2 separate regions of the Homo sapiens genome follow, and region 1 is linked to region 2. Evidence: chromatin contacts called from ENCODE Hi-C or POLR2A ChIA-PET data. All regions are on one chromosome and are shown on one strand. The core of a region is the stretch at or near the end of the contact, and the rest is flanking DNA. Distances in the headings are between cores, read along the strand shown. Region 1 has its middle 27 kb from the start of SLC30A1. Region 2 overlaps TRAF5 (TNF receptor associated factor 5).

Evidence for each region. A loop is a pair of places that touch in the nucleus more often than their neighbours do. ChIA-PET counts read pairs that join two places held with the same protein, here RNA polymerase II (POLR2A). Pooled maps may share reads with other maps.
Region 1: POLR2A ChIA-PET joins it to region 2 with 10 read pairs in activated T-cell. The contact joins two enhancer-like sites. A Hi-C loop is called at or near these places in 4 of 50 pooled maps. POLR2A ChIA-PET finds 5 or more read pairs at or near these places in 5 of 52 experiments (GM10248, GM12878, H1 and 2 more).

The regions. Positions count from the first base shown.
Region 1 is chr1:211,548,465-211,555,030 of GRCh38, reverse strand. No RefSeq gene overlaps it. Among named protein-coding and RNA genes, the nearest start is that of SLC30A1, 27 kb to the left of the region's middle. RefSeq lists a silencer at 5,988-6,395. Within about 2 kb of position 3,315, at least 3 of the 41 ENCODE cell types and tissues checked have a DNase peak (open chromatin) inside an H3K27ac peak, as active enhancers do.
Region 2 is chr1:211,333,343-211,339,897 of GRCh38, reverse strand. All of the region lies in intron 1 of TRAF5 (TNF receptor associated factor 5), which reads right to left. Among named protein-coding and RNA genes, the nearest start is that of TRAF5, 9.8 kb to the right of the region's middle. Within about 2 kb of position 3,982, at least 11 of the 41 ENCODE cell types and tissues checked have a DNase peak (open chromatin) inside an H3K27ac peak, as active enhancers do.

The sequences.
Region 1 (6,566 bases), core at 2,066-4,565, 220 kb before region 2:
CAGGAGTTCGAGACCAGCCTGGCCAACATGGTGAAACCATGTCTCTAGTAAAAATACACAAATTAGCTGGACATGGTGGTGCGCACCTGTAATCCTAGCTATTCTGGAGGCTGAGGCACAAGAATCACTTGAACGCAGGAGGCAGAAGTTGCAGTGAGCTGAGATCACACCACTGCATTCCAGCCTGGGTGACAGAGTGAGACTCTGCTTCAAAAAAAAAAAATTTTTTTTTTTAGAGAATTCACTGTGTTGCCCAGGCTGGAGTGTAGTGGCTAGTCACAGGCACACTACAGGCTCACATTCGTGAGCTCAAGTGATCCTCCCACCTCAGCCTCTTTCAGTAGCCCAGCTCTGTGTTTGTCTTCTTACATCTAACATAGCTGATGAGAGCTCATCTCAATCTGCCTTTCTTTCCTTTATAGATAATAGTTTTTTACCTCCAGGGAAGGATATAGAATTTTCTCTTTGGTGTTCTGTAATTTACTACCATGTGTCTAGATGGAGATGAGCAGAGAGGGAGGAGTAGCTGAGAGGGTCTGTGGAGGTTCAAGCCCCCGGCTCTCTCACACTCTACCTACTCTACTTCCTCCAGGGTGGAGCCTTTTTGATCCCACCTTCTTGTGAGAACAGTAACCTTCTTTCCAATCCCATATGCTTTCTGCCCTTCAGGGATCTCATACAATTTCTGACCCAGTAGGGGTTTCTCTTTTGTTTTGAGCTTGATTGCAGATTTATTTTATTTTTGAGTTGTATTTTCAAATGCTAAAGCTAAAACTATGAAACATTTGCAAGAAAACACAGTATCTCTAGTATCTTAGATTAAGCAAAGATTTCTTACAAAAGCATGAACCACAAAAGAAAAAAATGGATAAATTTGGCTTCATTAAAATGCAGATCTGTTCTTCAGAAGACACTTGTCAAGAAAATGAAAAGATAATCTATACACTAGGAAGAGATATTTGCAAAACACATATCTGATAAAGGACTTGGAAGAATATGTTAAAAAAAACTCTTCAAATATAATAACTAGAACCAAAGATTCAATTTCTTTTCTTTTAAGAGACAGGATCTCGCCCTGTTGCCCAGGGTGGAATACAGTGGCATGATCAGAGTTCACTGCAGCCTTGAACCTCTGAGTTCAAGGCTCCTGCCTCAGCCTCCCAAGTAGCTGAGACCACAGGCATGAGCCACCATGCCTGGCTAATTTTTAAATTTTTGGAGAGACGGGATCTCACTATGTTGCCCAGGCTGGTCTTGAACTCCTGGTCTCAAGCCATCCTTCTGCCTTGGCTCGGCCTCACAAAGAGCTGAGATTACAGGCTTGAGCCACCACATCTAGCCTTAAATAATTCATTTTTTTAAGTGAGGAAAATATTTAAACAGACTCTTCCTCAAATAAAGGGTATGCATGACAAATAAGCACATGAAAAGCTGTTCAACATCATTCTTCTTTATTTCCCCCCCACCCAGAGTCTCACTCTGTCACCCAGGCTAGAGTGCAGTGGTGCAATCACAACCTACTGAAGCCTTGACCTTCCAGGCTCAAGCAATCCTCCCACCTTAGCCTGGGACCCCAAGTAACTGGGACCATAGGTGTGCACCACCATGCATGCTTGTGGTCCCAGCCAATTCTTCCATTTTAATTTTTTTGTAGAGATGGGGTCTCCCTATGTTGCCCAGGCTGGTCTGAAACTCCCAGGCTCAAGCGATCTTCCTGCCTTTGCTTCCCAAAATGCTGGGATTACAGGCATGTACCAATGCACCTGGCCATCATTAGCTTTAGGGAAATGCAAATTAAAACCAGAATGAGATACCACTACCCATCCACTGGAATGACCAAAATTAAAAGGTGCTGGTGAGGAGCTAGGGCAACTGGAACTCTCATTCATTACTGATGAGAACGCAAAATTGTACAGCCTCTTTGAAAATAAATTTGGCAATTTTTAACAAAGTTCAATATATGCTTACCTTATAAACCAGCAATCCTGCTCTTAGGCATTTACACAGGAGAAATGAAAACTTATGTCCACACAAAGATCTGTTTGTGAATATTTGTAGTTATTGTATTTATAATCACCAGAAACTAGAAACAATCCCCATGCCCATCAATTGGTGAATGGATAAACAAATCATGACAACTTTAAAAAAATATGTATATATATACATACTTTTATTTTTGTAGAGAGGAAGTCTATGTTGCCCAGGCTGGCCTCCAACTCCTAGCCTCAAGGTGATCCTCCTACCTCAGCCTCCCAAAATGCTGGGATTATAGGAGTGAGCCACTGCACCTGGCAACAATCATCACACTTTGATACAATGGAACACAACTTAGAAAAAAAAAAAGCTTCAGATATACACAACATAGGTGAATCTCAAAAGCATTATGCTAAGTAAAAGAAGCCAGACTCAAAAAGTTCCCTTATATAAATCCTGCCAAACGGCATTTTGGAAAAGGCAAAACTGTAAGGACAGAAATCAGATTTGTGGTTGCCAGTGGCTGGGAGCTGCGGGGAGGGAATTGACTGCAAAGGGACAGGAGAGAACTTGCGGGTGTGATGGAAATGTTTTATCTCTATTATGGGGATTATATAACTGTATGCGTTTGTCAAAAGCCATAAGCTTATAAAAGGAATGAATTTTTATAGGTAAGTTATGCCTCAATAAATTCTGACACTAAAAATGTGTTTCTCCCTACTGTGATTTGAAGGACTTGAGCCAAAAGAGAAAGCTGTAGCTTGTGTTCAGTGGGTCATCCTGAAATGGCACTCAGCCCAAGATTTGTAAACAGCACTTAAGTATTAGTTCCTTTTCCAGAAGCCCCATTCAGTGGTCCTCTCTGAGCAACGAGTGTCAGTCTTGTTTTCCAGTAAGATTGTAAATTCTGTGAATATGAGAACTAAAGTGATCGGCCGGTCTGGTTTGCCCGGCCTGGGGGCCAGCCAGCCTGGGACTGTTTGGGACTCCTTTTTAAATCCTCCTATGATATCTAGCAGAGGAATGGGCACAAACTTGTTGGCATAGAGAGGTCTAACCTGCTTGTAACTAGGGTTGCAAGTAACCAAGCTGAATGGCCCAAGGGTTACCAAGAGTGAAGACCCACCTCGACAAACTCCAAATTCCTAGACATCGCTGGAGACTCACCCTTCCGCCAGGGCTCAGCTTTCAGGCTTGCAACATCTCTTAGACATTTCCTCTGTTGGCATAATATGATTTAATCTCTTTGTAGTTACGTTTCTTTTTCTGAGACAGGGTTTTGCTCCGTCACCCAAGCTGGAATGCAGTGTTGCAATCTTGGCTCACTGCAACCTTTGCCTCCCCTGCTCAAGCAATCCTCCCGCCTCAGTCTCCCGAGTAGCTGGGACTACAGGCATGTGCCACCATGCCCAGCTAATTTTTGTATTTTTTTGTAGAGACAGGATTTTGCCATATTGCCCAGGCTGGAATAGTTCAGTTTCTTCATCTGTTAAAATACAGATCACAATATCCACATTTTGAGGAAGGGAAAGGAATTTTGTACTGTTAACAGTTTACTACTGAGATTGTAAGGGTTAAGTTTGCCTGCATCTTATTTATTAAGGTTGGTGCAAAAGTAAATTGTGAATTTGGGCCGTGAATTTTAAATCATAACTAGGCTCAAACACATCTTTATTAATCAAAATAGAAACCATTAGAAGCAACACATTTTTGCTAACAAGAAATAAGTTTGTTTATTCTTGTAGCATAAAAATCCATGCTTCAGGATTCGACGGACTTCTCAGAAAGCATTTTCTGCATCCTACTGGTTGTGGAAGCATTTTCCCTGCAAAAAGTTGTCAAGATGCTTGAAGAAGTAGTAGTCGGTTAGCAAGAAGTCAGGTGAATCTGGTGGATGAGGCAAAACTTCATAGCCCTATTTGTTCAACTTTTGAGGAGTTGGTTGTGCGACGTGCGATCGGGCATTGTTGTGAAAGAATTGGGCCCTTTCTGTTGACCAATGCTGGCTGCAGGCATTGCAGTTTTCGGTGTATCTCATCGATGTGCTGAGCATACTTCTCAGATGTGATGGTTTCACTGGGATTCAAAAGCTATAGTGGGTCAGACCAGCAGCAGACCACTAAAAATCCATGACCTTTTTTTGGCACAAGTTTGTCTTTGGGAAGTGTTTTGGAGCTTCTTCTCAGTCCACCCACTGAGCCAGTCGTCACCAGTTGTATAAAATCCACTTTTCCTCACACATCACAATCCAATCGAGAAACAGTTCCTTGTTGTTGCACAGAATAAGAGAAGATGACGCTTCAAAATGACGATTTTTTTATTTTCGCTCAGCTCATGAGGCACCCACTTATCAAGCTTTTTCACCTTTCCAATTTGCTTCAAATGCCAAACGACTGTAGAATGATCGAAGTTGAGTTCTTGGGCAACTTCTCGTGTAGTTGTAAGAGGATCAGCTTCGATGATTGCTCTTAATTGGTCATTGTCAGCTTCTGAAGGCCAGCCCCTACTTTCTCATCTTCAAGCTTCTCGTCTCCTTTGTGAAACTTCTTGAACCACCACTGCATTGTACATTCGTTCGTTAGCAGCTCCTGGGCCAAATGTGTTGTTGATGTTGTGAGTTGTCTCCGTTGCTCTATGACTTATTTTGAATTCGAATAAGAAAATTACTCAAATTTGCTTTTTGTCTAATATCATTTCCATAGTCTAAAATAAACACAAAATAAACAGCAAGTAATATGTCATTAGCAAAAAAAAAGCAAGAAATTCCCATTAAAAGGATGTATAACATAACCACATTTATATAAGAATGTATTCCAAAATCAAACAGCAAATTCCAATAATAAGAACACCGCAATTACTTTTGCAGTCACCTTAGTCTTTGCAGAAGCCCTTGAAGGAAGGAATCCTTGTCCCCGCTTTACAGTTCTAGCTACAGAGGCCTGGGGATGCTAAACAGCTTGCCCAGAGCTAAACAGTCAACACAAGGCAAGTTGGGATTCAAACCCAAGTCCTTCCAGTTGCAAGCTCAGGTATTGGGGTACCTTCCAAACACCAGGATAACTAACATAGGATAGAAGGAACTCAAAATGCTGTTTCTGCCCTGTCTTCCCCTTCTTTCCATTCCCCAAAAATGAACAAAAATTTTTCTCCCTACAGGTGAATCTATCAGCCAATGAATCAAGTTCACTATATTTAGGTTTTCATGAGTAGGAACTGGGAAAAGAGAAACTTTTCTTGGGCCAGGAGAGAATGGAAAGGCTGGATGGACATAACTGCTGGGCTGGGAGTGGAGATGGAGGGGCCAGAGAGAGACTGGCTTCTGTCTGAACCGCTGATGATCCTGTCTGGACTGTGAGCTTCTGGGAGCTCCCTCCTATCTGGTCTCCTTTGTTACCGGTATCCCTGTACTTGGAGGATGCCCCATGTGGGATTACCCTGTAAACTGTAGTTGGTGACAGAGCAAGCCCAAGCAGGCCCTGGTGTCCTCCTCAAGGACCTGCAGTCTCATGAGGTGGTACGTGCCTGGCAAGGCCTCCGGAGCAGGTCCCGGGAGGTCAGCAGCTGGCAGGAATCCTACAAGCCAGCACGTGAGATGGTAGGAAAGAATTCTGAACCCCTGAGTGCCTGGGAATGGAACATTCTGCCTTGCCAGCTGTGATCCCCCCACCCCCTTCCTTGGCAAAACTAAATAGTTAAGTGCATCTTGACAGCAAACCCAAATTTAACTTTGCTTCCTTCTGCAATGAAAGTCCAGCTGAGTTGGGAAGGGAGAGGCCCTTGAAAGGTATTTCCACCTTGGCTTGACTTATTAGGTTAGTAGAAATGGACTTGTTGTTCTTACTGGTAGGTTATTAAAACCCTCAGGGAATGTGCAGAAGGCAAATTTAGTCTGAGGAGCCCAGTAGGCCTAGGAGACGCTGAATAAAGAGTCTAGTTGTTTGGATAGCTGGAATGTTGGGGAGAGGCAGCTTTTCACTGAAAGCTGCCCCCAGGTTGTGCCCTGTGGCTCCCAGTGGCCCCACCCTGAGAGGGTCTGCATGTGACGCCTGCTATCTGCTCAGCGCCTATCTCTTCCTGTGCCTAGGTGGCTCCTCCCCCACTGTCTGTTAGACTGAGAAGCTCAGCTGGCCTCTTGCCCCTTGGACTTGATCTCCACTAAAGTCTCTTCAGACTGAGGAGTGCAGGAGGAAAGGGAGGGATGAGAGTGGGTGGCAGGGAGGTGGGAGAATGCTGCATCTGGCATATCCTGATGCTCTTGAGAAGTGAGCCCTCAGCAGGGCGGAGCAGGCTCCCAGTGCGGAGGCTTGGAGGGAGGAGGCGGTGCTGCAACCTGTCACCTTAAAGGGTTTGATTGAGCTGCTGACTCAGAAGCACAGGGCTGATTACCCATAATTACAGCCCCATGTGGTAGTCTTGTCAAAATGCAGAGACCTCCTTAGTCCCAGAGCTCTTCCCCCTACCCCTTCTAAGTAGAAGCTGCCTTTCCAGAAAACAAATCTTCAGACCTGCCCACGCAAAACCCCACAAAGTCAAGAATCACCTTTCTAGAAAGTATTCTCTCTCCTGGAGCCCAGGGGACTTTCCCAAACACA
Region 2 (6,555 bases), core at 2,733-5,232:
ACTGCCAGCTGCCTACTACCCAGAGCTGGGAGGACTGTGGCTGGGGTACATGTTGTGAGAGGCACACAGGGCAATTCCCTCCCGCCTGACAGCAAGGCCAGCTCTGGCCCAGTCCACAGAGGAAGCAGACGAGAGACGCTTCCTGGCGGAGGGCTACCCCAGACACACCCCAGGCACACCCCAGGTGCCCTGCCCACATACAGGCAGGCATCCTAGAGTCTGGTTTAAAAAATGCAGCCCTCAGGCTGTTGGGACTCAAGGGCCTGATCAGGGCAACAGAAGAGGGAGAGCAGGTAGGGAGCCCAGAGAGGAGGTCCAAGAGAAGTAGGTAGAACTGGGGGAGTGGATTCCCCCACCCCACAACTGAGCCTGTCAGCTCTGGAAGGACTTAAGGGATCAGCTACCCAAGGGTTTCACTGTTTCACAGTGAAACTTACCAAACCGAGTTTCATGCAGAAACATCAGTAAGTAAGAGTATACAGAATACCTGTTCTGGTTGAAGCAGGGCCTGTTGGATTTGCTGCAATCCGCAGGCCTCTGGCAGCTCTTCTGGTTAGTCCTAGGAGATCCACAGTTTGGTTTCTCAAGATAATGATGATACCAATAAAACTAAAACCTGACATGTACTAGTAATTTCCAGCCTGCACTTTTACATATAATACCATACACAGTTCCACACTAACCCTGTGGCAATACTGCTATCATCATCATATTCCCAATGAACAGTCCGAGGCCTCAAGTTGTTAAACAACTTTCCCCAAATCACACAGCTAGTGCGTGGGCACAGGGATTTGAATATAGACTTTCTGACTCCGAAGCCAGTGCTCTACACTCTGTCACAGCTGGGAGAAAATGTACCCCATTGCAGCCAACACCAAACAGGAGGGCTTGATGGCAGGCAGTACCGCTTACTGGTTAGAGACCAGCTCTGGGGCCAGACTGCTGGGGTTCAAACCCTTCTGCCATTCACTTACCTGTGTCACCCCTTCCTCATCTAGAATATGGGACAATATGGGAGGCCAAGGCAGGCGGATTGTCTGAGCTCAGGAGTTCGAGACCAACCTGGGCAACATGGTGAAACCCTGTCTCTACTAAAAATATAAAAATTACCTGGGCATGGTGGCACACATCTGTAATCCCAGCTACCTGGGAGGCTGAGGCAGGAGAATCGCTTGAACCCAGGAGGTGGGGGCTGCAGTGAGCCAAGACTGCACCACTGCACTCCAGCCTGGACAACAGAGTGAGACTCTTGTCTCAAAAAAAAAGACAATAATAGTACCTGCTACAAAGGCTTGGAGTTAAGATTAAATGAATTAATCCACGTAAATTATTATCACACAATTCCTGGCACATAAATAAGCACTTAATCACCATGCATTTCCACCCTGCCCTCCTAGCCAGCTTTATTCAGTGCCGGTCACATGCAAAGTCTGCGCCCTATTGTATTATGGGAGTGGAGGAGAGTGGGTTACCAGACAGCTCCTGTCCCCAGGAAGTTTTCAGTCAAGGTAGGGATATGCGTATGCATATGCACAAAACTATAGCAGCAGCTCTCTGAGCAGTCAGGGCCCCAGATGCTCTGCTAAGAATCTGTTCTAGAACATGATGAAAATGCTAGCTTGGACACCTTACCCCAGAGGAAGGGGGACCCATTTGTTATAATAGTTTAGCCTTCCCTGATTAATACACTTCAGTATCATGATCTCTCAGTAGCAACTAGAATCTGATTTTCTAGCAAATTCCCAGGCTAGATTCTACAGCTCATGACAGTGTGAGGAGCACCAGTCAGATCATCGTGGCAGCTTCCAGGTCACCTTCTCTTATCTCTTGGAGCTTCGGGCTGGTGCTGGACCTGCTCTCTTCTATCTGCACTCATTCTCTGGGTGAGCACGTCCCAGCTCCTGGCCTTACCAGCTATGACTGACAATGCCCTGATTTCTATCTGCAATCTGGACCTCTCCCCTGAGCCCCAGACACACTCCACTGTTTAGTCTATGCCTCCACATTTAATAGGCATCACAAACTTAACACATCAAATCCCCACCCAACCTGCTCCTCCCATAGCCTTCCTCCATCTCAGTGAAATGGTACCACCAATCACAGCGTCACTTGGACCAAAAACTTTGGAGTGATCCTTGGCTCCTCTCTTACTCTCCATCTCACAACACCAAAGCCCATGGGATCTTCCTTCCCAACATATCCCCCCTCTCCTCCTCGCCACTGTCAGCATAATCACTCTGGCCTAAGCTGCCATCATCTCCCCAGTGGTTATTGCATCAGTCTCCTAGCTGGTCTCTTGCTCTGCCTTGCTCCTTTACAGCCCATTCACAACCCAGCAGCCAGAGTGATGCTTTTAAAAACAGAAGCTGTCTCTGCTGCTCCTCTGCTCCAATGGCCCCATTGCACTCGGGGTAGAAGCCAGTGTCCTTAGAGGTCAGGGCCCTTCGTTTCTCTGCCTCTCCATTCTCTGTGTCCTTACTTCCTAGTGCCTTCCCCCTTGTCTACTCACTCTGGCAACACTGCCTTGCGTCTTCTTGAACAGCAGAAGAGGCTTCTGCTTGCTTTTCCCCTGCCTGGAATACTCTTCACCCTGATATCTGAAGGGCTTGTTCCTTCACCTTAGGAACCTGCTCAAATGTTATCTCACAAGGGAGGCCTTTGCTGACCACCCTACATGGAAAATGCAACATCCCTGGCAGACCCACCTTCTACTGCATTTTTCTCCAATGCACTTATTACTGCCTAACATATTACTTGTTCATGTCTTTGCTCTCTGTCTTCCCCTATCAGAATAGAATATAAGCTCCAGCACAGCAAGGATTGTTTCTTTGGGTACTGAAGTCCCAACACATAAAACAGTGCACGTGGCCAGGTGCAGCGGCTCACGCCTTTAATCCCGGCACTTTGGAAGGCCGAGGCGAGCGGATCAGTTGAGGTCTGGCCAGGTGCAGCGGCTCACGCCTTTAATCCCGGCACTTTGGAAGGCCGAGGTGAGCGGATCAGTTGAGGTCTGGAGTTTGACACCAGCCTGGCCGACATGGTGAAACCCGTCTCTACCAAAAAGACAAAAATTAGCTGGGCATGGTGGCATACGCCTGTAATCTCAGCTACTCAGGAGGCTGAGGCATAAGAATCACTTGAACCAGGGAGGTGGAGGTTACAGTGAGCCAAGATCACACCACTGCACTCCAGCCTGGATGACAGAGCAAGACTCCGTCTCAAAACAGAACAAAAACAAACAGACAAACAAAACAGTGCACATGACAGGTGCTTAGTAAATACTTACAGAATGACTGTAACAGCTATTCTCCAGCAAGCAGAGCAGCCTCTCTCCTGCTAAGCACGCTTCTCACTGCCTAAACCTTTTCATTTCACCTGTTTGTAAGTCCTGAAATTCTACCAGTCCCAGCTGGAGAGTGCAAGGCTGGCTCATGATGGCTGACCTGGGGTAGGAGTTGGGGAGTCACTGTAAGGGGTGAGGGGACAGTGTAGCCAACTAGGACCGGAAGAGTAAAGCCTGAGCAGCGCTCCCTCTGACACACTAATGTGAGCTAGCCTCTGGGTGAGGTGCCAAGTGGGAAGCTTTAGCCCAAGGGTAGCAGGCACCTGAGAAAGGGGAAATGCTGAGAAAAATGTATATAGGTAGCCAGCCAATAATTCAATGCAATCAACATTTATGGGGCCCTCATTTAGGTGCCAGGCATTGTACAAGGTGCTAGAGATCTAAAATCCCATTTGCCAGAGTCCTTTTCCAGAGACTTCATCATGCCAACACAATAACATAGCACAAAGCCAGCTGTTCCTTCTCAGCTCACTCTGTTCAATGTTGATTTTAAACCTTTCTCTCCTCCACAAACCTTGACCACTCCCTCCAGTCTCACCAGGAAACTCTACTTCCTTACTGCACAGCAAAAAAAAACAGAGATCATCAGACCAGACCACCTCTACTTCCTGCCACCACACCTGCAAATCTCCCTGCATGGGGCCCCTGCTCTGCCCCTTCCCTGCCAGGGTGGCGGCAGAGGTGACCTCTGAATTAGGCCAATCTCCCCACCTGTCCTCCACCTCTCCTGGATTCCTGGTCTTTTTGCCACTCCTCATATGAACAGAGAACCTTTCCCCCTTACAGCCTTCACCCTAAGGCTGGGTCTCCCTTTCCTCAAGCTGTTGTCTCTTCCGGAAACATCTTTTCCTCTCTCCCCACCTCTTGCTGAGCTAAACACATACAAGCCCAGATGAAGCCTCACATATGCAGCCATGCCTCTGTGTGCCTCCTCCATCAAGTTAGGGTCCCCCCCACTTATGACATGCCCTTTAACCACCTGTACTTCTCCTTAACAGCACTTGCCGGGAATGTAAATAATTGTTTATGTAATTAATTATCTGTTCAATAATAGTCTTCCCCAGCACGAAGAAAGCAGTGCTGGAATTGTGTCTTATATTTTTCAAGGTGCAGACGCAGAGCAAGCACTCAAATATCTGAGTCAATTAACAGTTGCCACTTGGGGTGCCATAATGTTCTAGATACTGCAGGAGATGTACATAGGTTGTCCCACTTAATTCACACAGCAGCCCACGTTTGCAGACCCTCATTGTATTATTCATCTTCATATTTTACAGATCGGGAACCCAAAGCTGAGGGGATGACACAAGGTGTTTGAGGTACCACAGCTGGTAACTCTGGGTAGGGATTCAGGCTTGTCTGCTGTCAAAGCCACCATGTCACACTCACGTCTTACTCACCACAGCTCACTCACTGCCTTAGATAAAGGAGGTGCTCGATTATGGGGGATGGAAGGAATGACCAACTATATCATTTCCTTTGGTCTTTAGTCACCATTGAGACCTACAAGCAAGAATTACAATTCCTCTTTTCCCAATGAGGAAAATGGAGTTTGAGGGGTTCAAAGGGCCACACAGCAGTAGGAGGCCATGCTGGGCTGAAACCCAGGTCTTCTGGTTCTTTGTCTAGGGCAATTTTCTCTACAACATAACTATAGTTAGGCACTGGGAGGACAGGACAGATGAGATTATGAAGGAAAGCTATGCAGAAACAAGTTAACACAGCAAGCCTAATACTGCTATCTCTAGAAAGTTCTCCTCGCAAGGATGGCCCCTGGCTGGTGTCTGGAACATGGATTTCAGTAAGGCTCCCACCACCTGAACTGCTAAGAGCGGCTCACTGTGCTTAAACCATCTAGGTAAACAATGTGTTTTGTTTTGTTTGTTTGTTTTGTTTTGAGACGGGGTCTCACTCTGTCCCCCAGGCTGGAGTGCAGTGGTGCGATCTCGGCTCACTGCAACCTCCGCCTCCTGGGTTCAAGTGATTCTCCTGCCTCAGCCTCCCAAGTAGCTGGGACTACAGGTGCGTGCCACCAAGCCCGGCTAATTTTTTGTATTTTTAGTAAAGACGGAGTTTCACCGTGTTAGCCAGGATGGTCTCAATCTCCTGACCTTGTGATCAGCCCGCCTCGGTCTCCCAAAGTGCTGGGATTACAGGCATGAGCCACCGCGCCCAGCCAATGTGTTTTATGTGGAACACCTGTTTTTCTTCTGGAGGCTGGAATTCTGACATGTGCTAGATGAAGGTATCTACATGACCAGCCCTTAGTAAAAACCTTGGGCACTGAGTCTCTAATGGGCTTCCCTGGTAGACAGTGCTTCACACCTGCTGTCACAATGCACTGCTGGAGAAATTCAGCACATCCTGTGTGATTCCCCCTCGGCAGTCCTTTGCAGAGTCTTTTCCAAGACTCTTGGAGGCTTGCACCTGGTCTCCCCTGGACTTTGCCCCATAAGCCTTTTCCCTTTGTTCATTTTGCTTTGTATTCTTTTGCTGAAATGAATCATAGCTGTGAGTATGACCATCTGCTGGATGCTGAATCCTGTAAGTTCTCCTAGCAAATCACTGAACCTGGGAATGGTCTTGGGGACCCCCAACAAAGAAGCCTAACAAGAGATGAATTTTGAATTTGTTTTGAAAAGAGTGGCAGGGGTATGGATTAATGGTTTTGAACAGGAGGCATTCTAGGCAGGAGAAATGATGTAAGAAAAGGTAGGCATAGGCAAGTCAGGTGTAGAAAGACCTACACCTTTCCTTAGGCCGGGTACGGTGGCTTATACCTGTAATCCTAGCACTTTGGGAGGCCAAGACGGGCAGATCACTTGAAGCCAGGAGTTGAGACCAGCCTGGCTAACGTGGTGAAACCCCATCTCTACTAAAAATACAAAAATTAGCCAGGCCTGCTGGTGGGTGCCTGTAATCTCAGCTACTCGGGGGGCTGAGGTGACAGACTCGCTTGAACCCAGGAGGCGGAGGTTGCAGTGACCCGAGATTGCACCACTGCACTCCAGCCTGAACGACAGAGCAAGGCCCTATCTCAAAAAACAAAACAAGACTGGGCACCGTGGCTCACGCCTGTAATCCCAGCACTTTGGGAGGCCTAGTGGGGAGTGGGGGGGGAGTGGATCGCCTGAGGTTGGGAGTTCAAGACCAGCCTGGCCAGCATGGTGAAATCCCGTTTCTACTAAAAATACAAAACATAGCCAGGCATG